Linked DNA regions of Homo sapiens: all the other regions are linked to region 1. A link is a contact called in ENCODE Hi-C or POLR2A ChIA-PET data. All regions are on one chromosome and are shown on one strand. Each heading gives the region's core, a stretch centred on a gene start or an enhancer-like site at or near the end of the contact. The rest is flanking DNA. Distances are from core to core; before and after follow the strand shown. Region 1 overlaps TBXAS1 (thromboxane A synthase 1). Region 2 holds the start of SLC37A3 (solute carrier family 37 member 3). Region 3 has its middle 31 kb from the start of KDM7A-DT. Region 4 overlaps HIPK2 (homeodomain interacting protein kinase 2).

Evidence for each region. A loop is a pair of places that touch in the nucleus more often than their neighbours do. ChIA-PET counts read pairs that join two places held with the same protein, here RNA polymerase II (POLR2A). Pooled maps may share reads with other maps.
Region 2: a pooled map shows a loop between it and region 1 (8-fold over the local background). The contact joins the promoter of SLC37A3 here to the enhancer-like site in region 1. A Hi-C loop is called at or near these places in 1 of 37 single-sample maps with no recorded cell type and 6 of 50 pooled maps. POLR2A ChIA-PET finds 5 or more read pairs at or near these places in 1 of 52 experiments (PC-9).
Region 3: a pooled map shows a loop between it and region 1 (9-fold over the local background). The contact joins two enhancer-like sites. A Hi-C loop is called at or near these places in 9 of 37 single-sample maps with no recorded cell type and 10 of 50 pooled maps.
Region 4: a loop to region 1 is called in a pooled map, with 4 times the contacts of the local background. The contact joins two enhancer-like sites. A Hi-C loop is called at or near these places in 5 of 168 maps with a recorded cell type or tissue (CD14-positive monocyte, OCI-LY7, cardiac septum and 2 more), 30 of 37 single-sample maps with no recorded cell type and 21 of 50 pooled maps. POLR2A ChIA-PET finds 5 or more read pairs at or near these places in 2 of 52 experiments (GM12878 and activated CD4-positive, alpha-beta memory T cell).

Annotation. Positions count from the first base shown.
Region 1 is chr7:139,912,565-139,919,404 of GRCh38, reverse strand. All of the region lies in intron 4 of TBXAS1 (thromboxane A synthase 1), which reads right to left. Among named protein-coding and RNA genes, the nearest start is that of TBXAS1, 87 kb to the right of the region's middle. RefSeq lists enhancers at 2,198-2,497, 2,400-3,599, 4,501-5,700. Within about 2 kb of position 2,989, at least 22 of the 41 ENCODE cell types and tissues checked have a DNase peak (open chromatin) inside an H3K27ac peak, as active enhancers do; they include PC-9 and natural killer cell, where a contact is called at or near this core.
Region 2 is chr7:140,397,280-140,404,119 of GRCh38, reverse strand. SLC37A3 (solute carrier family 37 member 3) reads left to right here and starts at 5,590. Exons shown (of 15, transcript NM_207113.3): 1 at 5,590-5,704. RAB19 (RAB19, member RAS oncogene family) reads right to left here and starts at 62. Exons shown (of 4, transcript NM_001008749.3): 1 at 1-62. LOC124901759 (a long non-coding RNA gene) reads left to right here. Exons shown (of 2, transcript XR_007060561.1): 2 at 1,298-2,537. RefSeq lists an enhancer at 1-489 and silencers at 5,443-5,672, 5,783-6,052.
Region 3 is chr7:140,204,786-140,211,625 of GRCh38, reverse strand. It overlaps the pseudogene RNU6-797P. Among named protein-coding and RNA genes, the nearest start is that of KDM7A-DT, 31 kb to the right of the region's middle. RefSeq lists enhancers at 1-838, 1,461-1,540. Within about 2 kb of position 1,250, at least 7 of the 41 ENCODE cell types and tissues checked have a DNase peak (open chromatin) inside an H3K27ac peak, as active enhancers do.
Region 4 is chr7:139,631,874-139,638,713 of GRCh38, reverse strand. All of the region lies in intron 2 of HIPK2 (homeodomain interacting protein kinase 2), which reads left to right. Among named protein-coding and RNA genes, the nearest start is that of CLEC2L, 110 kb to the right of the region's middle. Within about 2 kb of position 3,018, at least 4 of the 41 ENCODE cell types and tissues checked have a DNase peak (open chromatin) inside an H3K27ac peak, as active enhancers do; they include natural killer cell, where a contact is called at or near this core.

The DNA of each region.
Region 1 (6,840 bases), core at 1,740-4,239:
TAGTGTTATACCTCAGTGGTTGTAATGTGAGTACAGAGAGCCAACTTGTTTATGCCAACTAGTCTGCAAAAATATTAATATCAAAAAGAGGACCACGGTCACAAAGACTAGGTACCACTGTTACAAACGTTGTTTCTAATTCTCACACAACCAGGCACAGATGAGGACAGCCATCGTGCAACTTGTCCCCTTCCCACCTGGAGACGTGAAAGACCTGGCACTGTCCCCTCATTATATTATAATCAACTGAGACTCAAGAATTCTGTCACTTGTATAACCCCAAATTCTATACTTGAGGCCATTGTCAATTTATATCTATTGCTATCTGGCTGTACAAAGATTTGAACCAAATAGGGCTTATATTTTGGTGGTTTGAAATAGTAAAGGTGTCCCTTTTACTAAAAATAGAGTATAAAAAAATTAAAATGTAAAAAAAAAATACCAAAAATGAAAACAGTAGTGGTCTTACTCTTCTACATGTCAGTTTTCATTCATTCCCTCTGCTGGTAGAAGGTGGCCATAGATTTGACATCATCTTCGCTCTCTCTGTGGGAGAGTGTGACTGGCCTGAGAGAATGGCCTCCGGGTGAGGTTGTGAGATGTGTCCACAGCTCGAGGGGTCAGCTCAGGGGCATGTGGTGGCTAAAAACAAATTTGGGCTCTATCTGCCTAGTCAGCTTCAGCTGCTGGAAAGGGGCCTCTTCTAATTATGGCAGTCCTGCCTGACGGAGTTCCAGCATTTTATCCACTGGGGAGGAGGAGGAAGCCAGGCGCTTGGAACTGTGCTTCTATCAGCCCCAAAGCTGACAGTGAGGGCCCCTCCTGAGCGGGGAAGGGAATCTGGGGGCTTGTTAACTCTTATCTTTGCAGGAAACTCTCCAACAGATCTCAGCAGAGTTTCTGGCCAGAAGCAGTGTTCAAGAAGGACAAGGGTGTTCCTGATATTGCACTTGACATGCTTGGCTGCGAGAATAAATTTTCCTGAGGGGGCCTAAGAGGGGCTTGTTCCTTGTACCTGAAGCTCCAAGTGGCTCTATGGGACGCTGGTGGGACTCCGTGGCTCCCTGTGGCTGCCAACGGTCACGTGAACTGGGCACCAAACAGACCTTAGGGATTAGCTAGTCTAATGTATTTTACACAGGAGGAAATTGAGAATCAGGAGGTTAAAGGATTGTCTGAAGGCCACACAACTAATAAGAGGTAGCAAATCTGGAATCTGATTTCATTTCTTTAAACTAAAATCAAAGACATTTCACCATACTACTGAGCTATGGCTTAGAAGAGGGAAAATGGGAAGAAGAAAGGGAATGTCATAAGAAGGAGATTGGGGCGGAGAAAGACAGGGAGGATCAGGACTTAGTCACTTGATTTCCATGGAATGTTCTGGAATATATCCATTGAGAGATAAGAATTGATTTTATGGTTTATTTCTCTATTCTCATGCCTAAATTGTAGATATTAATCTCCTGGTTTACACACTTATTTCTACTTCTGCCACGACAAAAGTTAGGGAAATATGGCATAAATATCAGAGCAAGCTTTTACTAATTTCTTTTTGTTAAAAAAATATATAAAGATAGCTTCCTGCTGAACCAAGAGTCTAGTAAGACACAAAAATATGAAATCATTTTCAACAAGGTCTTGAAATTTTAGAAAAATCTCTGCAAGGCAGAGAGAAGTACATTTGAGCATTGAGAATCAACACCACTTAACACTATTCCTGTGTTCCCAAGGCATCACAAGACACTCAGTACTTTTAAAGATGTTAGAATTAAAACTTAGCTACCATGTTGGAAACGAAGCTCAGTGTGTTGTACTGATTAAATGTAATGCCATGGATCTGGCTTTTCTAGGACTTAGCCATGTCCAGACATTAGAAAAGCAGGTGAAATGGGAGACCTGCAGGGGACAGGCATCCCATTGCGACTGTCACCTGGGAATTCCAATGGGGCAGCCCATCCTGCAACAGGAAGCTTCCAGTTCAGATTGGAGGGTTTCCTATGCACAGCAAAGACCTTTCGCCATACCACTGGGCTATGGCTTAGAAGAGGGGGAAATTAAAAGAAGAAAGTGGGTGTTATAAGAAGAAGATTGCGGCAGAGAAGGAGACGGAGGTCACATAAAACAAAGAGGCCTCAAAATAGAGACGGGGGCAGGCAAATGAGGTTGCACACCTGTGTTTCTGGTTTCACTGCCCTCTGTAGTCTGTTTGTGCTTTCAGGAAGAACTTCTCCCTTGCTCAGAGCTGTAGACCCGTAATGTGAGTTGACCTTTCTCAAGAAATGCACAGCTAAAAAAAGTTGGCAAGGTTTGACTGAAGCCATGAGAGCTTCCCTAGGTCATGCATGGCAACCACTCTCACAAGTAAAATCTTGATGCACATGTTTGAACATCTGAGTGTCTTCATTTACTCAATGTTTGATTTAAGAGAAAGAGAACCAGGAACTCCAGGTGAACAGTTTTCAAAAACTGTCAGTGGTTACAGGTGTAGGAATGAGTTCAAGGGGGGCGGTTTTATGGCAAGTCTGCCAAGGGCCCCTCTCTCCTCAATGGATGCCAGCAGGCGGGTCCCTGTGGCCCCCGCACAAGGGCGTCTGACTCACCTGTAGCCCTGAATTGAGCTTTCCTTGCCAATTAGCTCTGCAATGAGCCAACATACTCTTTTCTTCCTTCGATAGGAGGCTGCTGCAGATACAGAGGACAGGAAGGTTTCCAGTGACTAATTTGCCTATAACTTTAGTCATCTTCACCAATGCCAAGGAGTTTGTGGTTTCACAGTGACTCATCCTGCAATGTTCACAGCTGTGTGGAGAGCGAGTGAAGCAGCCCCTGAGAGGCTGAACCTGGGGCAGCCAGGGTGCCGGGTATTGATGGTTCGGGATAAAACCACCCACCACGTCCATCACATGGCTTTGGACGTGACTCTTGTGTGTCAGTGGTGTGGCTCGACCTGTGCCTGGAGAGGTGACCTCTGTGTTGCTCATGAGGACCTGAGAGATGGCACTCCATACTGCCACTCCAGACCAGAACCCACATCTCCAAAGCACTAGGCTTAGTGTTTTGACACATCCCTGACATGCCTATCTGACCAGACCAAGCTAACATGGGCCAAAGACTGGCTTACCTCTTATCACCCTTCCCACAGCTCCCTAACTCTAGGCCTTGATAGGAGGCCAAGAACAAGAAGTTCTGCCTCTGGTTGTGACCATTTCTGCTGAGTCATGTGGACTCAGCTCCATTTTCCACAGATATTTAAAAAAGAGCTGCCCTATGGTTTCATTAGGTACCGTACCTGACAGCAAAGAAGAGCTCATTGAAAATATCTAAATAGAAACATCCGAGTCCTGATGTACCAGGACGACTGAGCTTCTATAAGTGCCAAGAAGATTGATTTGGGTTTAATGATAAGCTGTGGTTGCACCATCATGGAGCAGTTTCAGGAAGCACTGAGGACATTGATAGAGACCTACAAGGTCCACGTGGAAAATGAGCAAGATGAAGCAGAGACATTGCACAGACTCCAGAGGCCCAAAAACTGTGAATGGGAAAGCATGACATTAAGAACTGCCGCTCCGGATCCAACCCACAGTCTGCTCCAGCCAGTGTTCTGGAGTTTGGAAAAGAATATTTCACAGGATGATATTTGAATTCACACATTTGTTCAATGTTGTTGTATGTCAGGGAGCTCCCTGTTGCATCACCCCCACCTCCAGTGAATATGCTCTATGGATCCCTCATGGGATGCTTACGGCTCATGTCAAATTTCAGAGCTAAATCCAGCTTCCCAAATCAGGGCCCTTCTCCACCAGGCTGTCCAGGGACAAAACTCAACGTAACTCAAGCCTGAATTTGTGAGCAGACATGGGCTCTCCCTGTTGGAGAATGAGAGCATGCATTATTTAAATTCCTTTTCACTTAATTTATCAAACTAATATGCCGAGGTATTTTCTGTATCACAAGGGACCGTTTGGTAGCAGCCTGCATGGAGTAAGCATTTAATGTTTACCGAGTGAATGTATAATAAAGCTGAATTGCTGAACGCTTAAGTAAACATGGCCTATTAGAGGGAAGGCAACGTGGTGTCAGTAAGGAGAAATCACGTCTCACTAATCTCCTTGAGTTCTTTGAGCAGATAAATAAGCATATGGATAAGAGGGAACCACAGAACCCAATTTAATTTGACTTTCAAAAACCTGTGAGAAAATCCCACTTTAAAGACTGTTTTTTAAAAAATTGAGTCACTAAGGGTTGTTTTACCATCGATATGGAATTGGCTTAAAGACCATAAACAAAGCTACACATAAGTGGATGCATTCCCAGATGGAAAACTATAAACACTGGGATTTCCTGGAGATCTTATCTATGATGGGTCTTTTTACGTGTTTGTGAATGACCGAGACGAAGAAGACTATATTGCAACTCCAGGTTCAAGTAATACCTCATTCTTCTGGGAGGAATGTCAAGTTGATGGAAATTCCATTCAGTTGGAACAAGAATATATTGGATGCTGAAGAGTCAATATGTGTTTATGTCATGGGGTTTAAAAAAAATACAAGATACAGTTCTTGGCCTTAAAGAGCTAATAATCAAGCTAGAGTGAAAGCCATATCCTCCTTCACTGTAAATACTGGAAGGCACAAGGGGATCAACTGTGACAACGAGTGACACACATGGTGAGCGCTGCCAGAGTTCAGGGAAGGGGAAAAGTGCATGTGGATGGAGGCAGGGAAGGCTTCCTGGAGGAGGCAGTATCTGAGGAGTGTCTTGAAGAACAGCAAGAGTTTGGATGGGTGTGGAAGAGGTGGAGGGTTTTCTTGTGAGAAGCAGTAATGTGTCACCTGCCAAGTACTGTGTAGAGGGAGAGGTTATATGCATGATCCCATGTGGCTTTATGACAGCCCAGTAAGGTGGATCATATCCCCCAACTCCAGGCCTTGAGAGGAGGCCAAGAATAAGAAGTTCTGCCACTGGTTGTGACCATTTCTGCTGAGTCATGTTGATTCAGCTCCACTTTCCATGGATATTTTTAAAAAGAGCTGCCCCAGCTCTTTTTTAAGTTAAGAAATGTGGCCAGGTACAGTGGCTCAGGGCTATAATCCCAACAATTTGGGAGGCCAAGGTGAGAGGATCACCTGAGGCCAGGAGCTCGAGACTAACCTTGGCGACATAGTAAGACCCCCATCTCTGCCAAATTTTTTTTTTTTAAAATTAGCCAGGCATGGTGGCACACACATGCAGTCCCAGCTACCTAGGAGGCTGAGGTGGGAGGATCACTTGGGCCCAGGAGTTTGAGGCTGCAGTGAGCTCTGATCACACCACTGAACTCCAGCCTGGGTGACAGAGCAAGACCGTGTCTCCAAAAAAAAAAAAAAAAAGATATGTGCTCAAGCTCACGTCATAATCAATATGAGCCCCACTGTTACACTGCCTTCAATTCTGAGGCAGTGTCAGCGTGAGCAAGGCAGAGGTCAGGTCTCTCCAGAGCAGGTGAGGGTGAGCAGGGAGAGGCTGGAGTGACGATTTGTATTGGGGAGCAGTGAGAGACAGGGTGGAGCACACACAATGGATCTAAGACACAAGGGCCCTTAAATATCGTCTAGGGAACTTGAACTTAGTCCTGAAGGCTTAATCCTGTGCTGAGTGGAAGAGGACGAAAATTGGAACTCTACTCTGGAGTTTGGGGCACTGGACCTAGTCTGCGTGGAGGGGTGGGTGAGGGGATGGTGAAAGAAATTAGAAACGGCAGACAAATGGCTTGGAGGATAAATTGATCAAAGCTGAGGGCAATATTATTGTGTCCTCCTTGCTTGGACATGTGCATTGAGTATGTCTGCCCCTAGCAGGCCAAATCATTGACCTCTTCTAGGTCAGCTCTCAGGGTCACATGTCCTGGTATCATGGGAGGAAATATGGAGACACCAGTTGGCAAGTGCCGTCTCATGGCTTAGGGGCTCAGACAGTCTCAAGTGCTATGACAGGCTCCTGGGAGTACCTTTACTGCTTGCCAGGATGTGGCTTGGTGGTCCGTGCACTTTGACTTATTGGCTTCTCCAACTTCTTTAATCAGCACTCCTTGCTGAGGCTGATGGAGCAACAAGCTACAGCTGCATTTAATAATCAGAATCAGTTTCTTGACAGACGGCTTCCAGGGGACTTTGAGCGAGGAGATAGCAATGCAGTGTTTGGGAAAGAGAATCTAGAGGCAGCAGAGAAGCAGTTAAACTTCTGCAATTCCTTCGGCCATCCTGAAGGGATGGAGGTAGCAGGCCAGCCGCCTCCCTCCAGGCCACATCCCTCTAGAGGCCACGTGATGTCTGGAGTTGGGCATGATGCTCTGGGGCTGGAAGAAGATGAGCAAATTTTGGGTGAGTGGCCAATTACTCCACTCAACCTTGACATCCTGAAATGTCACTGAGGCAGCTGTCACAGCTTTGGCAGTAAAAAGAGCTCTAGACTTAAGTTGAGAGATGGCACATGAATCCCTGCTCTTCCTCGTGTTAAGCCATGTTACCAGGGTTGATCATTTAGCCTCTCTGAACCTTAGTTTCTTTGTCTATAAAATAGAGATGATAATTGTACTCATCTCATAAGCTCTTGCGATGACAAGGACACACTCTGGATGGCTCACCTAGTTCGGAACACAGGCAGGGGGACTTTCTCTAATTTCTTTAAGACTCAGCCCCAAGCACCTCACACCCAATAAGCTTTCCTCTGTCTGCATCCTGGTGGCCTGGGCTCCCCACCTCAGGAGCACTCACCACACTGCATTGTGCTGGTCCCTTTCCTTGTCTGCCTCCCTCACTAAACCGAGAGTTCCTCGAGGGACACTGTCTCTTTACA
Region 2 (6,840 bases), core at 4,341-6,840, 480 kb before region 1:
TCGCTGCTTGGTGGGAAGTGTAGTTCTGGCCCCAGGTGTCGGGTTTGGCGTCCTGAGAAAGTGAAAGGAAAGTGCAATCCCTCCCACCTGCCCTGAGTCCGGAGCTGCCTCAGGGTACAAAGCGCCAGGTGAGGGCGGCCAGCACAGGGCAGGGCGCAGAGCCGGCTTTCTCACCAGCCTTCGCCGGCCTAGCGGAAAGCCCTCACAGGAAGGAACAGCCAGTGAATTAAACCAGTGCTGGCCCATACGACACTGCCCCTGCTCCTTTCTTCTACTTTACCTTGTCTTGTGGGCTTTTGCGTCCTTTGCTCTCAATTTGTCCTGGTGTCCCTTGTTAGGAAACAATTTCAGAATGTATCTCATGTAGTAACAGCGACTGTTTTGCAAAATGTTTGGGTCAGTTGTACATGTGCATATTGTACTGGGTGATGTAAAAAAAAAATTTTTTTTTTTTTTTTGGAGACAAGGTCTCACTCTGTCACCCAGGCTGAAGTGCAGTGGCACCATTCATGGCTCACTGCAGCCTCAACCTCCCGGGCTCAAGCAATCCACCTGCCTCAGCCTCCTGAATATCTGGGACTACAGCTGGCCTGAGGGTTGTTAGTTGAGATAACACCAACTAAAGGAGGATATAGATCTTAAGTAATTTATTTTATTATATATACATATTTTTTAGAGACAGGGTCTTGCTCTATGGCTCAGGCTGGAGTGCAGAGGCATAATTATGGCTCACTGCAGCCACAACATCCCAGGCTCAAGGAAGCCTCCCACTTCAGCCTCCCAAGTAGCTGGGACTACAGTCATACACCACCATGCCCCACTATTTATTGTTTTTAGAGCTGGGATCTCCCTATGTTGCCCATGGTGGTTTGACACTCCTGGGTTTGGCCAGGCATGGTGGCTCATGCCTGTGATCCCAGCACTTTGGGAGGCTGAGGTGGGCAGATCACCTGAGGTCAGGAGTTCGAGACCAGCCTGGCCAACATGGCAAAACCCCATCTCTACTAAAAATACAAAAATTACCCGGGTCTGGTGGTGAGCCTATAATCCCAGCTACTCTGGCAGGAGAATCGCTTGAGCCTGCGAGGTGGAGGTTGCAGTGAGCCAAGGTCGCGCCACTGCACTCCAGCCTGGGTGACAGAGTGAGACTCCGTCTCAAAAAAAAAAAGAAAAAAAGAGAAGAAACTCCTGGGCTCAAGTGATCCTCCTGCCTTGGCTTCCCGAAGTGCTGGGATTACAAGGCATGAAACCACCGTACCTGGCCAGATTGTAAGTAATTTAAGTCTTTGTTTTGTAGATCTGAATATCTCTTTGTGAGGAGTCAGAGAAAGGAGATGATGCAAAGAGAAGGAAGCAAAAACAAAACTAAAAGAACTTTGAAGGTATATGAGAAGAAAAAGCTGAAAAGAAAATGTCTGCCTCACTCCCTCAAAAATTCTACCATAGAGCAAAGGTTGACGTCCAGAAAACCTCAAGTTTATCAGTCCCAGATGCTGGCAGTAGAAGCATAAAGCTGAGGTGAATTTTCCTTACTATTTTTTCCCCAGAGTCTAGAACAGTAACTGCCTCCCAATGTCTATCACAGGGACCAGATTTTCTCCACTACATAGGATGTGATATGTAGGCAGTTAAATGGCATTATAGACACAATAAGCAAAATTGAAACAGAGACACCCTGTTGGATAAAATATTTACATCGGTGTCCTGTTTCCAAACTGTGGGCTGAGACCTATAAATGAGTCATGAAATCAACCTTTGTGGGTTGCAACCAGCATTTTCACAAGAAGGGATTAAGAAACAACTTCAGAATGTATCTTGTGTAGTAACAGTGACTACTGTTTTGCAAAATGTTTGGGTCAGTTGTACACATGCATATTTTACAGGGTGATGTAAAAAAAAAATGTTTTTTTTGAGACAGGGTCTCACTTTGTCTCCCAGGCTGAAGTGCAGTGGCACCGTCATGGCTCACTGCGGCCTCAACCTCCTGGGCTCAAGCAATCTTCCTGCCTTAGCCTCCTGTATATCTGGGACTACAGGTGTGCACCATCATGCCCAGCTATTTATTTCATTTTTTTGTAGAGCCAGGGCCTCACTTTGTTACCCAGACTGGTCTCGAACTCCTGGGATCAAGCAATCCTCCCACATCAGCCTCCCAAGGTGCTGGGATAACAGGCGTGGGCCACCGTGCCTGGCCTGAAATGTCTTTTTAACTGTAGGCTGGGGTCCGCAACGTTTGAGAAGCACTGAAATACAGGGCAATTTATTCACTGTCCAAGAACATTACTTCTATGATGTCTTCAGATAAATTTGAAAATATTTGTCTTACCCAAAATTCCAGTTACATATCCATTTTCAGGATACTCTCTTCTGAGTGAGATAAACTCAACACTGGCAGGTATAGCAAGAAAACAAAAGACTCTGCCAAATATTGCTGCAGGGTGAGAACCACCAGCACAATGTGGAAATCCAGTGTAGGTAAAGATTCGCCCCAAATGTGTGATCAGGAAATAAAACCTGTTAGGTGTCAGTGTCATGAAGTTCAGTGTCCAAATGTTGTCTTTCTTCTGGTAATGGTTACTTTTTTTTTTTTTTTCCTGAGATAAGGTTTAGCTTTTGTCACTCAGGCTCGAGTGCAATGGTGCGATCTTGGCTCACTGCAACCTCCACCTCCCGGGTTCAAGCGATTCTCCTGCCTCAGCCTCCCGAGTAGTTGGGATTACAGGCACCCGCCACCACGTCCAGCTAATTTTTGTATTTTTAGTAGAGATGGGGTTTCACTATGTTGGCCAGGCTGGTCTGGAACTCCTGACCTCAGGTGATCCACTTGCCTCGGCCTTCCAAAGTGCTGGGATTATAGGGGTGAGCCACCGCACCTGGGGTGGTTACTGTTTAAAAAAAAAGTCACCTGACTCAGACCCACTGAGCACTTGGAGAACATCTACAGGTAGAAAACAAATGTTACAAATATTTAAATATCCTGATGGTTTTGGAAGTCAAGGGGAGAGAGATCTTACCTCTGTCTACCACCCAACCCTCTCCACCAAGGTCACTATAAATACAAAGAGCATAGCTTGGGCTACAGGAAAGAAGGCATTCATATGTATAAATGTGTGTGTATATATACACTGTTTTTTCTTTTTTAAGAGACTGGGTCTCCCTCTGTCACCCAGGCTGGAGCACAGTGGTACGATCATAGCTCACTGCAGCCTCCAAAGGTGCGGCTGAAGTGATCCTCCTACCTCAACCTCCCTAGTAGCTGGGATTAAAGATACACACCACCACATGGCTAAGAAGGCATTCTAGCCCTGAGTGGTGGTGACACAGGTTATATACTTGAAGTATACACACACACATATATATGTATACACCCATATGTAAATATAACACAAAAAACTATGTATTTCACTCTATGTATATATATTTACCATTTTAACCGTTTTTAAGTGTACAATTCAATGGCATTAAATACATTGTTGTGCAACCAACATCACCATCCATCTCCAGGACTTTTTTGGCATCCCAAACGGAAACTCCATAGCCATTAAACAACAATTTCTCATTTCCCCTTCCCTCCAGCCATGGGCAACCACCATGCTACTTTCTGACTCTATGAATTTCACTACTCTGGCTACCTCATATAAGTGGAACTGTACTGTACTGGTCCTTTTATGTCTGACTTATTTCACTTAGCATAATGTTTTTGAAGGTTCGTCTATGTTGTAGTATGTGTCAGAATTTGCTACCTTTTTTAGGCTGAAAAATAAACGATTCACAATATATTTTTAAAAATAAAAGTAACATATTTGGCTCATTTATTTTTGCTCACCCTGACATCATATTTCTCCTTGGATGCCTAGAGACAAAACTACCACTGTATAAGGGCTAGAAACAAAACTACCACTGTATAAGGGCAAATAAAAATGAAAAATAACAGGCTTAATTCCTCTGCTGAAAATAAAGAGACTTCTCAGCCTTCTCTCTGTTCCTTCAAAATTTCTTTCTCTGTCCTTTTCGAATGTACACAAATCTTTATAACGGCGAAATGAGCCTCTTGCCAGTATCACAACTCAGAAATGTATCCTCAAGGACTTGGGGGTCATCTTTTTGAAATTCAGACGTGAGTTAGTGCCTGTATCTTCCAGTTCCTACATGAGGGTAAGAGACTAAATTAGTGGGTATGGGCGCCTTGCTCCAATTTGTAAAACTACCTCCTGCTATAAAGATATGCGAACTTTGGCCGGCTGCGGTGGCTCACACCTGTAATGCTAGAACTTTGGGAGGCCAAGGAGGGCAGATCACGAGGTCAGGAGATCGAGACCATCCTGGCTAACACGGTGAAACCCCGTCTCTACTAAAAATACAAAAAAATTAGCCAGGCGTGGTGGCGGGCGCCTGTAGTCCCAGCTATTCGGGAGGCTGAGGCAGGAGAATCCCTTGAACCCGGGAGGCGGAGCTTGCAGTGAGCTGAGATCACGCCACTGCACTCCAGCCTGGGTAACAGAGCAAGACTCCGTCTCAAAAACAAAAAACAAACAAACAAAAAGATATGCGAAGTTTAAAAAACGAACAACAACAACAAAAAGTTATGCGAAGTTTGTTTTGCTTCTGGATAAAGCCAACATGAGTGGTCTCCCCAATTACTACTATTAAGTAAGGAGGAACTATGTTTGACAAAAGGTGTTGTCAAGTTCTGTTATTTGAAGACTAGTGATTGTTTATCTTGAGAACAGGTATGTAATGGTTGTTGTGGAGATTTTCTGGATTAAGAGAAGTTTTTTTTCTTTAAAATTCGAACAAGTGTCTGTATTTTTTCCCTTTATTTAAGAAACGGTGGCGGCGGTGGTGGTGGTGGATGGGGGGCGGCTCTCACTACCTTGCCCAGGCTGGTCTCAAACTCTTGTTCTCAAATGATGCTCCTACTTCGGCCTCCCAAAGTGTTAGGATTACAGGTGTGAGACACTTGTGTTGGATTTTTTTTTTTTGGAGGCAGGGTCTCGTTCTGTTGCCCAGGCTGGTGCAGTGGAGCAATCACAGCTGCCAGCCTCAAACTTTTGGGCTCAAGCGATCCTCGCACCTCGGTCGCCCCAGTAGCAGGGACCACAGGCACATGCCACTACTCCTGGCTAATTTTAACATTTTTTGTAGAGATGGGGTCTGGCTATGTTGCTAAGGCTGGTCTTGAACTACTGGGTTCAAGTGATCCTCCCTTCTCGACCTCCTAAAGTGTTGGATTACAGGCGTGAGCCCACTGTGCCCGGCCTGCATTTAATTAGACACCTAAAATTTAGGCCGGTCAGTAGCACACTTAGCAGCACGTTACTTTTTATAAAAACAAAGACCGAATACCGCTTTTTTGAAAAAAAAAAAAAAAAAAAAAAAAAAAGGATGCACCAGTTCTCCCCATATCATTTCTTCTCTCTACCTCTCGTCTTTTGCAGCTAACATTACTGGCCAGGTCCGCAGCAGCAGAGTTCTGTGGGCTCCCAGCCTCCGCCCTCCTCGCCCTCCTCCGCGCCGGCAGGTGAGGCCGCGTGGCGGGACTACAACTCCCAGCGTGCCCCGCGACGGGAGGGTCACGTGGGCGTCCGGAAACCCTGGTCGCACCGCCAGGGGTGAGCTGGCGGCGGGGGAGGCGGGCAGCGGAGCCAAGCTGACCCGGCGAGCGGAGCCGGGGCTGGAGAGCGGCGACCACTGCGGATCTCGGGTGCGCAAGCGGTGATGCGTGGGGCCGAAGACCTGCTGGGGCGGGGGCGGGTCCAATCCGAGGGGCTTCCCGGGTCGGGAGGGCGGTGGGGAGATGTAGGTGGCGGCCCCCCTTGGGTGGGGCGCCCAGGCAGGGTCGGCCGCTCGCCCCCTCCTTCTCCTCCCTGGGCCCGGGCCTGGGGTCCCGGCCGTCACGGGGAGGCTGCGATGGGGTGGATGGGGAGGAGAAGGACCCCCGGGGGACCCTGCGGCCCGGCCCCGATCCATGCGGCAGAGGCTTTTGTGCTCCTCGCCCGCCTGTCCTCCGGCCGTGGGTCTGGGAGATTCTGACTTGATCAGAAAAGGGCTTGTCGTTCGGACCAGGGGAGAGGGGATGCTTTTCAGGTAGGTGGGGAAGGAAGCTCTTTGGAAAGGATGTATAGAGGTCAGAGAAGAAGCGTGGTCTCAGTGAGTGACTGGTTTTGTTTTCTGGTAACTAGCATGAACTCAGTCAAGGAATTTGGTCAAATTATTCGTCATTCCCTCCTTATTCTTCGCAGGGTGTGTTCTGTTTATTCTCAGTTTTGACAGGAGATAATGGGAATGTGTCCCCGGAGTTTTTAGTGTTTTTTTGAAATGTAAGATGGTAGGCTATCTCGTGGTAACTCTTACTGAAAAGTTTATAGTTTATAGGGAGGAGTGGTTCCTGGGGTGAGCAAAATCATTCAGTTGTTATCTTTTTGTCCACCGGTTTATTTCTACCTTTACACAAATTTATACATACATAAATATATATAACAGTTGTTGAAGGGAATGTCTTCAGTGCTTTGGTGCTTAAATGATTTCTTTTCAGTTTGTTTGATGTTTCTTGGATACTAGGCTCTATACTAAGAACTCCATATAAATTATCTCATTTAATTAATACATGAGGAAATTGAGCTTCGGGTTGGGCGCGGTGTCTCATGCCTGTAATCCCAGCACTTTGGGAGGCCGAGGCCTGTGGATTCCTTGAGGTCAGGAGTTCAAGACCAGCCTGGCCAACATGGTGAAACCCCGTCTCTACTAAAAATACAAAGATTAGCTGGGCGTCGTGGCGCATGCCTGTAATCCCAGCTACTCGGGAGGCTGAGGCAGGAGAATCGCTTGAACCTGGGAGGC
Region 3 (6,840 bases), core at 1-2,500, 290 kb before region 1:
GCTCACTGCAACCTCTGCCCACTGGGTTCAAGCAATTCTCCTGCCTCAGCCTCCCTAGTAGCTGGGATCACAGGCATGTGCTACCGTGCCTGGCTAATTTTTATATTTTTAGTAGAAACAGGGTTTTGCCATGTTGGCCAGGATGGTCTTGAACTCTTGGCCTCAGGTGATCTGCTCACCTTGGCTTCCCAAAGTGCTGGGATTACAGGTGTGAGCCACTGCGCCCTGCCTATTTTATTTCTTTTTTAGACAGAGTCTCACTCTGTTGCCCAGGCTGGAGTGTGATGGTGCAATCACGGCTCACTGCAGCCTCGATCTCCTGGGCTCAAACGATTCTCCCACCTCAGTGTCCTGAGTAGCTGGGACTACCAGCATGTGCCACCATGCCCACCTAATTTTTGTATTTTTTGTAGAGTTAGGGTCTCACCATGTTACCCAGGCTGGTCTCAAACTCCTGGACTCAACCGATCCTCCTGCCTCGGTCCTCCCAAAGTGTTGGAATTTCACGCATGAGCCACCATGCTCAGTCAGATGTTTTAGAAAAAAGTCTTGCACTGTTTGGGGCATACCTATGGTAAATATTGTTTACGGATTAGCTGAAATTCAAATTGAACTGAGCATCTTTTCTTTTATGTGGCAACCACGCTGAGGGGGCTTCTCGAGGCAGCCTCGACCCATGCGCCTGGCTCGGGTGCAGGGTCTAGTGAGGCCCATTTCCTCATTATCATCTCTGCCTCCAGGCTTCTGTTCCTGCAGTTTCATGCCCCGCTACCCCATGCCCTCTCCTGGCCTCTGGAGCCTTTCCTCACTTCTGGCCTCCTTTTCGTGATCTTCGGCGGTCTTCATGGTGAGTTCTTCCCTGACGGACTGCGCCTTGAGACTGGCTCACGTAATTTAGTCCCTAATTATACAGGTCAGGTCCATTTGCTGTTTTTTTCAGGTGAGTTACTCTACTCTCCCTAACTAGGCTCTAGTGCCTTTCAGGCAGGGACTGTGTCCGCTGGGACCTGAGCGTGGATCGGTTTCAATAAATCCCTGCTGCTTGAATGGTTGTAGAAATGGAACCGTTCCTCTTCCAGGAACTGGCTAATGAGAGAGCCACTTTGGTTTTCTTCGTATGCTGTTGTGCTGCCGGAGTAAACCAGCAAAGGCTCGGCATCTGCAGGTCGCTTGCAGTCAGCCTCCTGTTGCCCAGCCCACAGCCTGTTTCACTTCTCTTTCTCACATAGCAGGGCGGCTTGGGCTGCAGCTTGTTTTTTCTCAGCCAAGAAAGTAGCACCCAGAGTGAAAGGGAGTGCACCTCGCTTCAACTACAGTAAGGAACTGACAACTGGCACAGAGACCCTTAGAATAGAACAGGAGGAGGGACAGTGACAGGCACCTTTGTCACACCTCATCTCAGGTGGCATTGCAGCTGTGCTGAGCAGCAGGGCCTGCCTGGCTCCTCTGCCTTGTCCCCTGGCCAGGTTGAGCCCTTGGATGGATACACTGACCTCTGATACTCTTTCCTTCCTGCTCTTGTCCTGTCCCTTGCCTTGGCCAGGCGAGGGCCCGTGCAGAGCCACAGCTCCAGGTTGCCTTCGCCCGCACCTGTGCCGCTTTGCTGAAGCCTAACGTCTCAAGCTAGTAAGACACTCTCTGAGACCCACTGTGCTAAAGGTTCTGGGTCAGCAGTTGGTGGGGATTCTGAGTGCTCCGTGGCCCTCAGCTCCTCATTTTCAGCAATCTAGAAAGACGAGGAATCCCAAGCCAGGATGACGCTCCTCTGCAGCCCCGTTTATTATGCCGGCATCCCTGTGCCAGCTAGGACGTTAGATATGGGCATTACAGGTGTAACTGGTAATCCTGTCTGGGGAGGCCCTGATTTTATCAAGAGCAAGTGCATTGTGGGGGATACATACAGTTGGAAGAGCAAGTCTTTCCCTCAACACCTTTATCATCTAACGTGAAACAAGTGCTTGCTTTGACAGCACATACACTAAAAAATTGGAATGATACAGAGAAGATTAGCATGGCCCCTGTGCAAGGATGACATGCAAATTCATGAAGCATTCCATTAAAAAATTAAAATAATGTGAAACAAAATGAAAACAGAACCACTGATCCTTTGTTATGTAAATAACCCATCCTTAGTACTGGGTTCTGTGGGTGCTCCTTCCCCCAGCTGCTGGAGACATGGGTGGCTGATGGCTGCTCTTAGTTGAGTCCCTTTCCAGGAATTGCCCTCCTTGTTCAAGGTCACCCCTTTCCCCCAGGGCAGCCCATGTTAAGGACTGGTCAATGCCCAGGTGTGGTCCCCTAGCTCCAATTCAGGGCAGCTCTGAAGGGCCATCCCAGCTCCAGAGCTCCCTGTGGGATCCTGGGATCGACTGAGGCTCCTCCCTCTGCCCCACCTGTTCCCTTCACTCCCCATCAGTGACAGATCCTGGGGCCATGCTCTGCATCCAGTCTCATCTCAGAATCTGTTTCCTCTGGGAACTCAAGAAATCTATTTGTCCCTAAATCTGGGGATGCTAGTGCAGAGGATCAATGCTTCTGGAAGTCCACGCAGTGTTCACATGGAGAAAGAAGTGAATCTGGCGGTAAAAGAGTCTGACTTCTTTTCCCACCCTCTCTGCACTGGCTCCCTGCTTCTGGAACCAGGGAGCCCACTCAGAGGGCCTGCAGCTTTGACCCCGCCTATCTGCTCATCCCCCTTCCACCCGTACTTGGCATTTCCACACCACCTCATGTCCCTTCACATCCTTCCTTGTCCTAACTAATCTCTAAGCTGTGACCTTTTGTCAGTCCCATAAAAGTCACTGGGTAGATACCATCTTCAAGAAGAGATAAAAAGAGGCCAGGTGCCATGGCTTATACCTGTAATCCCAGCACTTTGGGAGGCCAAGGTGGGAGGACTACCTGAGCTCAGGAGTTCAAGACCATCCTGGGCAATATAGTGAGACCCTGTCTCCACTAAAAGTTAAAAAAATTAGCTGAGTGTGGTGGCTCACACCTGTGGTCCCAGCTACTCAGGAGGCAGAGGTGGGAGGATCACTTGAACCCAGGAGGTTGAGGCTGCAGTAAGCTGTGATTGTGACACTGTGCTCTAGCCTGGGTGAGACAGTGAGACCCTGTCTCAAAAACAAAAACAAGGCCACATAAGGTGGCTCACGCCTGTAATCCCAGCACTCTGGGAGGCTGAGGAAGGCAGATCACCTGAGGTCAGGAGTTTGACATCAGCCTGGCCAACGTGAGAAAACCCCATCCCTACTAAAAATACAGAAAATTAGCTGGGTGTGGTGGTGCACACCTGTAATCCCAGCTACTTGGGAGGTATGAGAATCTTGAACCTAGGAGGCGGAGTTTGCAGTAAGCTGAGATCGTGCCACTGCACTCCAGCTTGGGTGACACAGCGAGACTCTGTCTCAAAAACAAAAACAAAACAACAACAACAAAAGAGATAAAAATAAAAGAACGTCTGGAAGAAAAATGACACTGAAACTCTGTATTGAATCTTGGTAGTGATCCCCGATTAAGATGCTGTGGGAGTTAATTACAAGCAAATAAACTCTTTAAAGTTAAACATGAAGTTCCCTAAGGAGTTCTGGATGTAAGAACCATTGTCCTTAATAAGAATGACTTGTAGGTCCAACGTAGGGAACTCACTGAAGGTGATCAGGATAATTCTTAGTTATTCTAATGGCATAATTCCATTTTGTTGGGCAAATAGTAGGCATGCAACATATACTGAGAGAGGAAATGGGTGGGTGAAGCTGAACATTTCTGTCAGATGTTTCTTAATGAATAACACAGATGATATCAGCTAATTTTGAGATTGTAAAGTTATTCCTACCATGTTCGGGTGAGACTTTTGCAAGCAGTGGCTCCTAATCACTTCCAAGTCCCCTAGGTCCTACAGAATATGAAAAATAAAGGTATCTTTGGAAGATGTATGTTAGCTCAAATGTGTCCTGAAAGTTCCTGACCCTCCCAGTAATTAGTTTCTTCTCCCTTTGGAAGGGCACTGTCCCTGAGCACCCTCCTCTCTAAAGGTCGAGTATGGCTCAGTCCACTCGCCTCTCTACAAGCCTCTGTCCACCCAGTGAACTCCACCAGGGCAGGGACCACGTGTCTTTATGTCCCTGACCACGGGGCCTGGCACCCTGGAGGTACCTCATAAATACTTATTGAGTGACCAAATAAATTAGATGGCATGGGAATAATGGTGATTAATTTTAATTTGGATAAAACGACATTCTTCCAAAATTCTTGAAAGTGATCAAAATGAAACAGAAAGGCAGGCATCTATGCCAGTGGCAGCACACAGAACAAAACTGATTAGACAAGTGGAAAAAAAGATGTTTTCGGTGAATCTGGGTTCATTTTATTCTCATCTTCTTTTCTGGAAACTGGGGCTTTCTGTATCTTTTTGACAGAGTGGAGGGCACTGAGTACAAAGAGCATAATGACTTTCTTTGTTTTACCGTAAGGCTGACTTCTCCCCCCAGCTTTTAGATTTTGCCTGATTCTCATAAATAGGCAAAAACTGACAGCTTAGATTCCCTCAACATCTTAGCTGTAGCTCCATTTACAAGAATTCAAAATGTATAACAGTAAGTCAACAGTAAACTCAACTGATTGATTTAGAGTTAATGCTTAGGTAAGACAGGTTTTTACATTCATTATATAACATCTTCTATGAGCAAGTTATATACCTTTTAATGCTTCCAAATATCAAAGTAATTTCAAAAGGGCATTCATGTATATTTCACATTTAATATATTTTAATTCCCCATGTTTCTCACTTCCCTTTTTTCCCCCCAGAAACGTCTGTTTCATCATGGCTTCAACTTTTTGTAACAATCGAAAACCCTGGCCCTCATAATTTATTTAAATAAAATCAAATATGCAAAGAAAAAGTTCTGGAAAAGAAAATAATAATAGCTAACATTTACTAACATTATTGAGATTTACTGGGTACCAGAGATATTCTAAACATTTCACTCCTTTCTTTTTTTTTTCTTTTTTTTGAGATGGAGTCTCGCTCTGTCTCGCAGTAGTACAATCTTGGCTCACTCACTGCAACCTCCACCTCACAGGTTCAAGTGATCCTTCTGCCTCAGCCTTCCGAATAGCTGGGACTGCAGGTGCATACCACCACACCCGGCTAACTTTTTGTATTTTTATTAGAGACGGGGTTTCACCATGTTGGCCAGGCTGGTCTCAAACTCCTGACCTCAAGTGATCTGCCAACCTTGGCCTCCCAAAGTGCTGGGATTACAGACGTGAGCCACTGCATCCGGCCATAACTCCTTACCTCATTGAATCTTCACAACAACTTCCTGAGGTAGATGCTATTAAATTCAGCCCCACCTTGCAGGTGAGGCTCTTGCCCAAGGTCATGCTGGTATTAGGTGGTGGAGCTGGGATGAGAACTCTAGTCTGTAACACGGAGCCTGTGCACTTAAATACACCAGGGTCCTACCTGCCTCCCATGAGATAAGAGGGGGACAGGAGTTCTTGCTTTATCTCTGTTACTAAGAACTCAGATCTTATTATTGCCTGTAAGATTTTCTCCTGTGTTTGGCTGAGCCTGTTTGATCTGAGGCTGCTTGGCTGTGTTCATCCTCTGTGTTCAATGTAAAAGAAGAATCTGCTGCTTTCTCTTCTCTCTTTCTTTCTTTCTCTCTTCTGTATTTTGTTGCTATATATTTTTAGGCTTTTTTATTGGATTCTCATCAAAAGAATATTTCTTTTACTTCTGCTTGGTAGACACTTGAACTTCCTTCCATCCCCGACCCTCCCCCACTACTCAGAGAGCGCCACCAAAAGCAATCGAGAGGTCAGAGGTCAATGGCAGGAATGAAAAGACACCAGCTTGGTCACCTAAACAATAGTTGTAGGTCAGATAATTGAAAACTGAAAGGATAATAAAAACTTCTGCATCTGTGAACCAATTAATTAGGCCCCTGTATCCCTGTGGAATGCGTGCCAAACATCTCAGATTTGGTGTGGGCAGAGCTGACAAAATGCTTTGCTAAGGTAAAACCACCACAGAAAGGCAGAGCTTTCCAGAAAAAGACTTGGCATCTCGGAGACCTTCTATTATCCTATTCATGTATCTCATTCACTATTCCAACAAATATTCATGGTCTGCCTGCTGTGAGCAGGGCACAAGGAGGAGGGAGTGAAAGGCATTTTACCTATGAAGTCAGGGGACTCTAAAGATGGCCCTTTCTCCACTGGAGTAAATGGAGCATGACCTTAGCGAGGCTGGGTGCACCCTGTCACCTGTTCTCCCTCTTTCCATCAGCCATTCAAACCCGACTCGCTCAGCGTGCAATCAGACACCCTCTCTACCTGCCTTTCCTGGACAAAGAGTAAATTTTGTTCTGGAAAGAGAGGCGTTGTGCCCTGCCAACTTAGGGCAACCCACATGCCAAAAGTTAATGAGGTTTGGGCTCTGTATTTAGACTTTGGTTGTCCAAACTCCTTAAGTAACCTCCTGCAGAGGGGTTTCCTTATTAAGCAGCTGTCTCTACCTGCTAAACAGCCATTTGTTTCCTGCCTAAGAGTTAAGGGGACTTTCAGCATTCCTGTGCATGATACCTGACTCTTTAGCACCAATTCACTGGTATTCATTCAACAGTGTTTACTGAGTAAATAATAATAATAAATATATTCATATGTGTATTCATAAGAAGAGCAATGTACTTATAAAGAGAGGAAGATCATACAGCAGAAGATGGAAGGTTATGTGTGAACTGTTTTTTTCTTTGTATTTCTCTGTAGTTAAAAAGTTTTCTGTGCCAGATTAATTTTAAAATTAGAAATAAAAATGTTATTTTATTTTATTTT
Region 4 (6,840 bases), core at 1,769-4,268, 280 kb after region 1:
TGCACTCCAGCCTGGGCAACAGAGTGAGACTCTGTCTCAAAAAAAAAAAAAAAAAAAGACAATTATTTACTCTCTTTCTCCAGAACAAGAATGTTTAGTGGCTTGCTTTGGGAATGTTGGAAAGGAATGAGTCCTCTTTCTTAGGTGCAGATTTTGTCTGACACTTCATATATATGTTTAAAGTATTTCTGATGTCCCAAAATAGCGATGAGGAAATTCTTTAAGATGGTTCTGTGGGGCCAGTGGGTGCTCAGTTAGTATTTATTGGACCAATCTGGTCTGAGTATGTCATTGATCTTTGTATGCTTGTCACCTGGTAGAGCCAGCACAGAGACAGTGGGCAGTGTCTGTTTGAATAAGGAAGAATGGAAGCGGGCAGGGAGGGGAGCAGGCTGTATCTGAAACATGTCTCATGAGTGCAGAGAAAAGGCTGCACCCTTAGGGGTGGGAGAGGGATCCAGAGTGGATTGGAAAAGGTTAAAACCAAAGGCAAGAGAGCAGCAGGTGGCTGTAGTGAGGCCCAGATGGAAGAGCATGTGATTTCGCATGCTGCAGTGGGACTGCGCAGGATAAAGTCTTCAACATAAGAGCTAAGGTGGAGGCTCTAGAGGGCGTAATGACAATGGCCATAAAATAAGAGGTTTGGGCTAAATCCCTGAGGTCCCAAGTCCTAACCCTGCATGAGCCAGGTGCCACTTCTAGCCCTCCTGTTCCTCCTCCCTGTCATTTTTGCTGTAATTCTTTTGTTGGCCACCTGCAAGTAGGTGTCCTTGGCACTCCTGCTGTCTGCCCTGCTGTGGTGAGTGTGAGCCGGGTTGCTCGTGCCCCTCTCTGAGCCTCAGCTTCTGCTCCTCCTTGGGCTAAATCCTGCCCCCTCATGCCCAAACCTTGATTGCTGCATAATGATTCAGCCCTTCTACTCTCTTTTATCTGCACTGCCTTAGAGCTTTGTCTTAATCCATATTTTAACACTTTCTTATATTTAATAAAGGTTTATTTGATCAACAAATGCTTAATGAGTGGCTACCGAATGCCTGCGCTGCCCTCATAGACTTGGTCAGGGAAGACAGACAGTGAGCAGGTTAAGAAAGTGCTGTGAAGTGGCATTTATGGCACCCTATATGAAGACTAACTGGTGTCAAGGGAGGCCTGTCTGTAGCGTGACAGCTGAGCTAAGATTTGAGGGATGAGAAGGAGGCAGCCATGTGACAGCCAGCAGGGAGAGCATTTAAGGCAGAAGCAACAGCATCCCACGAAGACTCTGGCTCCAAAGGAGCTCCAGGTACTCTTGCAAATGGAAAGGAAACCAACGGGCCTGCAACGTATTAAGCTAGGAGAGTGGTTGGCAGTGATGGTGGAGAGGTGGGCAGGGTCCCAATCGTGGAGGCCCCATGGCCATGGAGGGGTCTAGATTTCATTCCAAGTCCAGTGGGGAGCCCCTGAAGGCTTACGGCAAGGGGGTGGGGTGCCATCTGTTCCCTGTGGCTGCCATGGAGGAAGTGGGCACAAGGAAGGGAGAGACAAGTGGAAAGGCTGCAGTGGAAGCTCCAGGTGACGCAGGGGTGACCAGCGCCACTGCTGCGGCAGGGGGGATGGAGAATCAGGGGCTGACTTGAGACTTTGGAGCTGGCCATGTTAGTGGATAGATGGTGGGGATGAAGAAATCAAACATCTTTCCTGGATTTCTGCCTAAGCAGCTGGAGGGTGGTGGTTCCCTTTCATAAAATGAGGAGGACAGTGGAAGGAATATGTTTAGAGAGGGGGATCAGAGAATAGTTCCCTTCTAGACGTGTGGAATTGGAGATGACTATGAGACATTCCAGAGGCAATACCAGGCTTCCAGAATGCAAATCTAGAGCCAGAAGGAGAATTCCAAGATGGAGACAAACCTGGGAATACAAATGGAATTTAAACCTATGGAGCGAGTAAGATGACTGTCAGTTTCCTAGGGCTGCTGAAATAGGTACCACAAAATATCTGGCTTAAAACAAAAGACATCCAAAATCAAGGTGTCAACAGGGCCATGCTCCCTCTGAAGGCTCCAGGGGTAGAGCCTTCCTTGTCTCTTCCTGCCTCGGGTGGCTCCAGGTGTTCCTTGGCTTGTGGCAGCATCACTCCAATCTCTTCCTCCCTTTTCACATGACCATCTTGCTGCTGTGTCAGTATCTATGTCCAGATTTCCCTCTGATATGGATGCAAGTCACATTGGATTAGGGCCCACCTACTCCAGTGTGACCTCATCTTAGCTAATTATATCTGCAGCAACTCCATTCCTAAATAAAGTCACATGCCAAGGTGCCAGGAATTAGGAGTTCAACATAACTTTTAGGGGGACACAATTCAACCCATAACAATTATCTAGGGCTGGGTGGAAGGAGAGAAGACGGTGGGCTTAGGACTTGGCCAACACACAGCAGTTGGATAGAAGAGGGCGAGCCTACAAAGGAAATGGGCAAGCCACAAGCAGAGAGGCGGGACAGATATGGGGAGCAAGCGATGTCATGAAAACCAAGAATAAGTGTTTCAGGGCAGGAAGGAATGATCACCCGCGTGAAAAAAATGTGGCTCCCAGGTCACAGAGCTAAGAAGTTGATCAACAGATGTGACAGCGTGGAGATCACTGCTGATCTCAACAAGTGCAGCGCGTCAGTGACGCAGAGTGTCCAACTCCAATTAGAGGAAGCTGAGCAAATGCTGTGAGGTGAAGAGGTGGGAACCACAGGGGGAGATGACTCTCTCCAGAGAGTGGGCCTTGAAGGGGAGCTGAGAACTAGGGCAGCAGCTGCTGGGAGACGAAGGGATTAGGAAAGGTTTGTGTTTGGGGCTTTTGTTTTGTTTTTTGTGTTCTGTTTTGTTCTTGTGTTCTGCTTTGTTTTCTAACGTGGGAGCCGCTAGAGCATGTGGTGTGCTGTGTCGGCTCGATTTTTATGTCTGTGTCTTTCTGTGACACACGTTTTGTATTCGACTCGAGTTGTCCTGTGTGCTTTGATGTGGCTTTCGCAGCATCAGAGGCCTTCGCAGACAGTACTGTCTCCCAGCCACCTAGCCAGATGCCTGGGCATTTGTTCTTTACGGTCGCAGCAGGAACATTCTGCGGCACGTATCATGGTACCGTGAATGGCTGCCATTTCATTTTCTTGGTGGACTACAAGCAATTTTCCCAGGCCCCGTTCATGTCACGTCAGTCGTCAAAATCTATGTCTGGTGTTTCCTGCTAAAGAACATCACTAAAGTGCCTTTGTGTGGCCATTTTAGTTGTTGCAGTCTGCCTTGTTCATCACTGGGGAATGGAAACTGGAAAACGAGGTTTCCGTGGGTTAGGAACAGCCTTCCGGGCCATGAGAACCACGTAACTAACCTGATAGGAAGGGCAGGCCCATAGTCAAGTTCAGAGAAGTCCCCTGGGGCCAGACCGGCCTTCCTAAGACTTACTTGAGTGTCAAACATCCAAACCTACAGACTGGAGCGTCAGACTTCCAAACGTCAGGCTGCAAGAGGGCAGGGGCCAGCCAAGAGGCCAGGTGACAAGAATCGGGGGACAGAGGTGAGAATGTGCTTGATCCTTGAGCCAGCAGTCCAGGCCAAAACTCTCCTCCCATGAAGAGGCCTAGATCCACGTGAGAGGAGGCAGGAGGCCACCCCTGACTCTAGAACAGGGAGGGCAGAGAGAAAAGCAGGTTCTGACACCATAATACTTTTTTTGGTAGTGTTCTTTTCAGATATTCCCTTCTTTTCTGGCCAGGTATGGTGGCTCCTGCCTGTAATCCCAGCACTTTGGGAGGCTGAGGCAGGTGGATCACTTGAGATCAGGAGCTTGAGACCAGCCTGGCCAACATGGTGAAAACCCGCCTCTGCTAAAAATACAAAAATTAGCCAGACCTGGTGGTAGGTGCCTGTAATCCCAGCTACCTGGAAGGCTGAGGCACGAGAATCGCTTGAACCCAGGAGGTGGAGGTTGCAGTGAGCCAAGATCATGCCACTGCACTCCAGGCTGGGCAACAGAGCAAGACTCTGTCTCAAAAAAAAAAAAAAAAAAAAACCTGAAACAGATAGTCCCTTCTTTTTTCTAAGGGATGTGATGTTTTAAATAAACTGAAACGATCTCTAAAGGCACTGCTAGAGGCAACCTGGCAGTAATCTTATCAGTTACACACAATGATGAGTGAACCTGGGGGCCCTGGTATGTGGCCAACACTGACACAGGTGGCCTAGGCAGGTGGTGGGCTCGTGGTCACATGGAAGACAAGGGTGCAGCAGGGACATGTCTTGGAGCCACCACAGGCATCCCCAGCTCATCAGTGCCAGTGAGTAAGAGTGGCCCCTGACAATACATGCGCAGTCCAATGTGGGGACCAAAGGAGACAAAGGCCAAAGGGGGTGAAGTGCCAAGCAGAACACTGGCAGCTGAAGACGCCCAGCAGCAGGCGATGGGGACAACGGAAGGTTCATTAAATAGCAACAAGGCAACTCACTCCAGCCCCCAGCGGTCACTCCTTCTGCTGCCCAGACCGGCAAGTGTGACTGGTACTCTAGAAGCACGTAGTAGCCAGTACCCAGTCTCTAGTTGTGAGGAAAGGAATAAACTAAAATTTTTTTTTTTTTTTGAGACAGGGTCTTGCTCTGTTACCAGGCTGGAGTGCAATGGTGCAAATCATGGCTCATGGCACCCTCAAACTCCTGGGCTCAAGCAGTCCTCCCACTTCAGCCTCCTGAGTAGCTGGGACCACAGGTGCGCACCTCCATGCCTGGCTTTTTTTTTTTTTCTTTTTGCGACGGACTCTTACTCTGTCACCCAGGCTGGAGTACAATGGCACGATCCCGGCTCACTGCAGCCTCTGCCTCCTGGGTTCAAGCGATTCTCATGCCTCAGCCTCCTGAATAGCTGGGATTACAGACCTGCGCCACCACGCCTGGCTAATTTTTGTATTTTTAGTAGAGACAGGGTTTCACCATGTTGACCAGGCTGGTCTTGGACTCCTGACCTCAAGTGATCCTCCCACCTTGGCTTCCCAAAGTGCTGGGATTACAGGCCTGAACCACTGCGCCTAACCCCTTTTTTTTTTTTTAAGAAACAGGGTCTCACTCTGTTGCCCAGGCTGGTCTGAAACTCCTGGGCTCAAGTGATCCTCCCATCTCACCCTCCCAAAGTGCTGGGATTCCAGGCATGAGCCACCACACCTGGCCAAACTCCATTTTACTTGTGAAAAATCAGAACTTGGTAATAAGACATTTTTGGGTTTTGTTTGTTTTCTTCTTTTCAATACTATTATATAAAGAAAAAAGATTAGCAATGAGAACAAATTTAAAGGGGGAAGAGGAGGTACTTTTTCAGTAGAGAAAAATTCAGCTAGAAGATCCAAGACCAGTGGGGGTGTTTCTGATCGCCCTCTTCCTCCCCACTCTCATGCTAGGTGTGTGAAAGGTAACCAAGAGAAAGGTCTCCCCAGCTCCCTTCACTCCCACTCCAGGCTGCAGAAAGGGTAGGAAAGTAGCCTCTTCTACCATCTCTTAGTGAAGTGGAAAATTTATAGAGAAAACAAAAATCAGGCTAATGCATTTCATTATCAGCAGAATGCCTTGAGCTACTTTCTTTCTTTTTTTTTTTTTTTTTTTTTTTTGAGACAGGGTCTATTTCTGTCGTCCAGGCTGGAGTAGAGTGGTGCAATCTCAGCTCACTGCAACCTCCACCTCCCGGGTCCAAGCAATCCTCCCGCCTCAGCCTCCCAGGTAGCTGGGACTATAGGCACACACCACCGCACCCTGCTAATTTGGGTTTGTTTGTTTGTTTGTTTGTTTTTGGTAGAGACAGGGTTTTGCCATGTTGCCCAGGCTGCTCTTGAACTCCTGGGTTCAAGCAGTCCACCTGCCTCAGCTTCCCAAAGTGCTGGGATAACAGGCATGAGCCACCGTGCCTGGCCTTGAGACATATTTTTTTAAAAAAACATAAGCTGTGTTCATATCTCAAACTTTGAGCCTGGTTTTGTCCAAAACATACCCCTACCTAATCATGACAGATTCTTAGAAAAGAAGATGTACCTGGGTGGTCTCTTTAGTGTTGATTACCAACTCCCTGTGAAATGTTCTCTTGGGGTTTAGGTGATTTCCTTGAAGGGACAGAACTCCTGCATTCAGGAACAGGTTGTTCATGGAGTTTACGCTGGAATCCTGGTTGATACCAGACTCTGTATTCATGAATGGGGTTCTATAATTGTAATATTAGGTAACTTCTAAGAAGATTAGCTTTTTAGAAGCTAATAAAAAATAGCAATGTTTCCTTAAGAAAGTGTGATGTAAATTCTTAAGAAAGGATAATTGGCATAAACAGATATTGGACTTAATCCCGTTATTTTGGGAAGGGGACAGCTTGTTTTACATCTTCCTGAAGATAGAATACCTCGAGTTAGGTGTGGTTGTGCATTCCTATAGACCCAGCTACTCAGGAGGCTGAGGCAGAAGGATTGTTTGAGTTCAGAAGTTCAAGACTATAGCGAGCTATGATCATGCCTGTGAATAGCCACTGCACTCCAGCCTAGGCAACATAGTGAGTTCCCATCTCTAGATAGACAGAAGAAAATAGAAGACCTGCGTTTCAGAACTCCTTTGTAAAAACCAGGCATTCTCTGAAGATTAGTTTCCCAGACTTTCAGCTACAAAAGATAACTTCAGAATATCTCTAAAATGGTTGTTAGCTCATCTGATTGGCGTGTGAAGGTAATGAAGTCAGTAGACGTGGTTCTCTGTAGGTGTGTTCTAAACACACAGACTTATCCTTCATCTCAGCCAACCTTCCAAGTGGGCCCTCCACTAATGGAGGGGACCAAGCCAAAGAATGGAAGGATT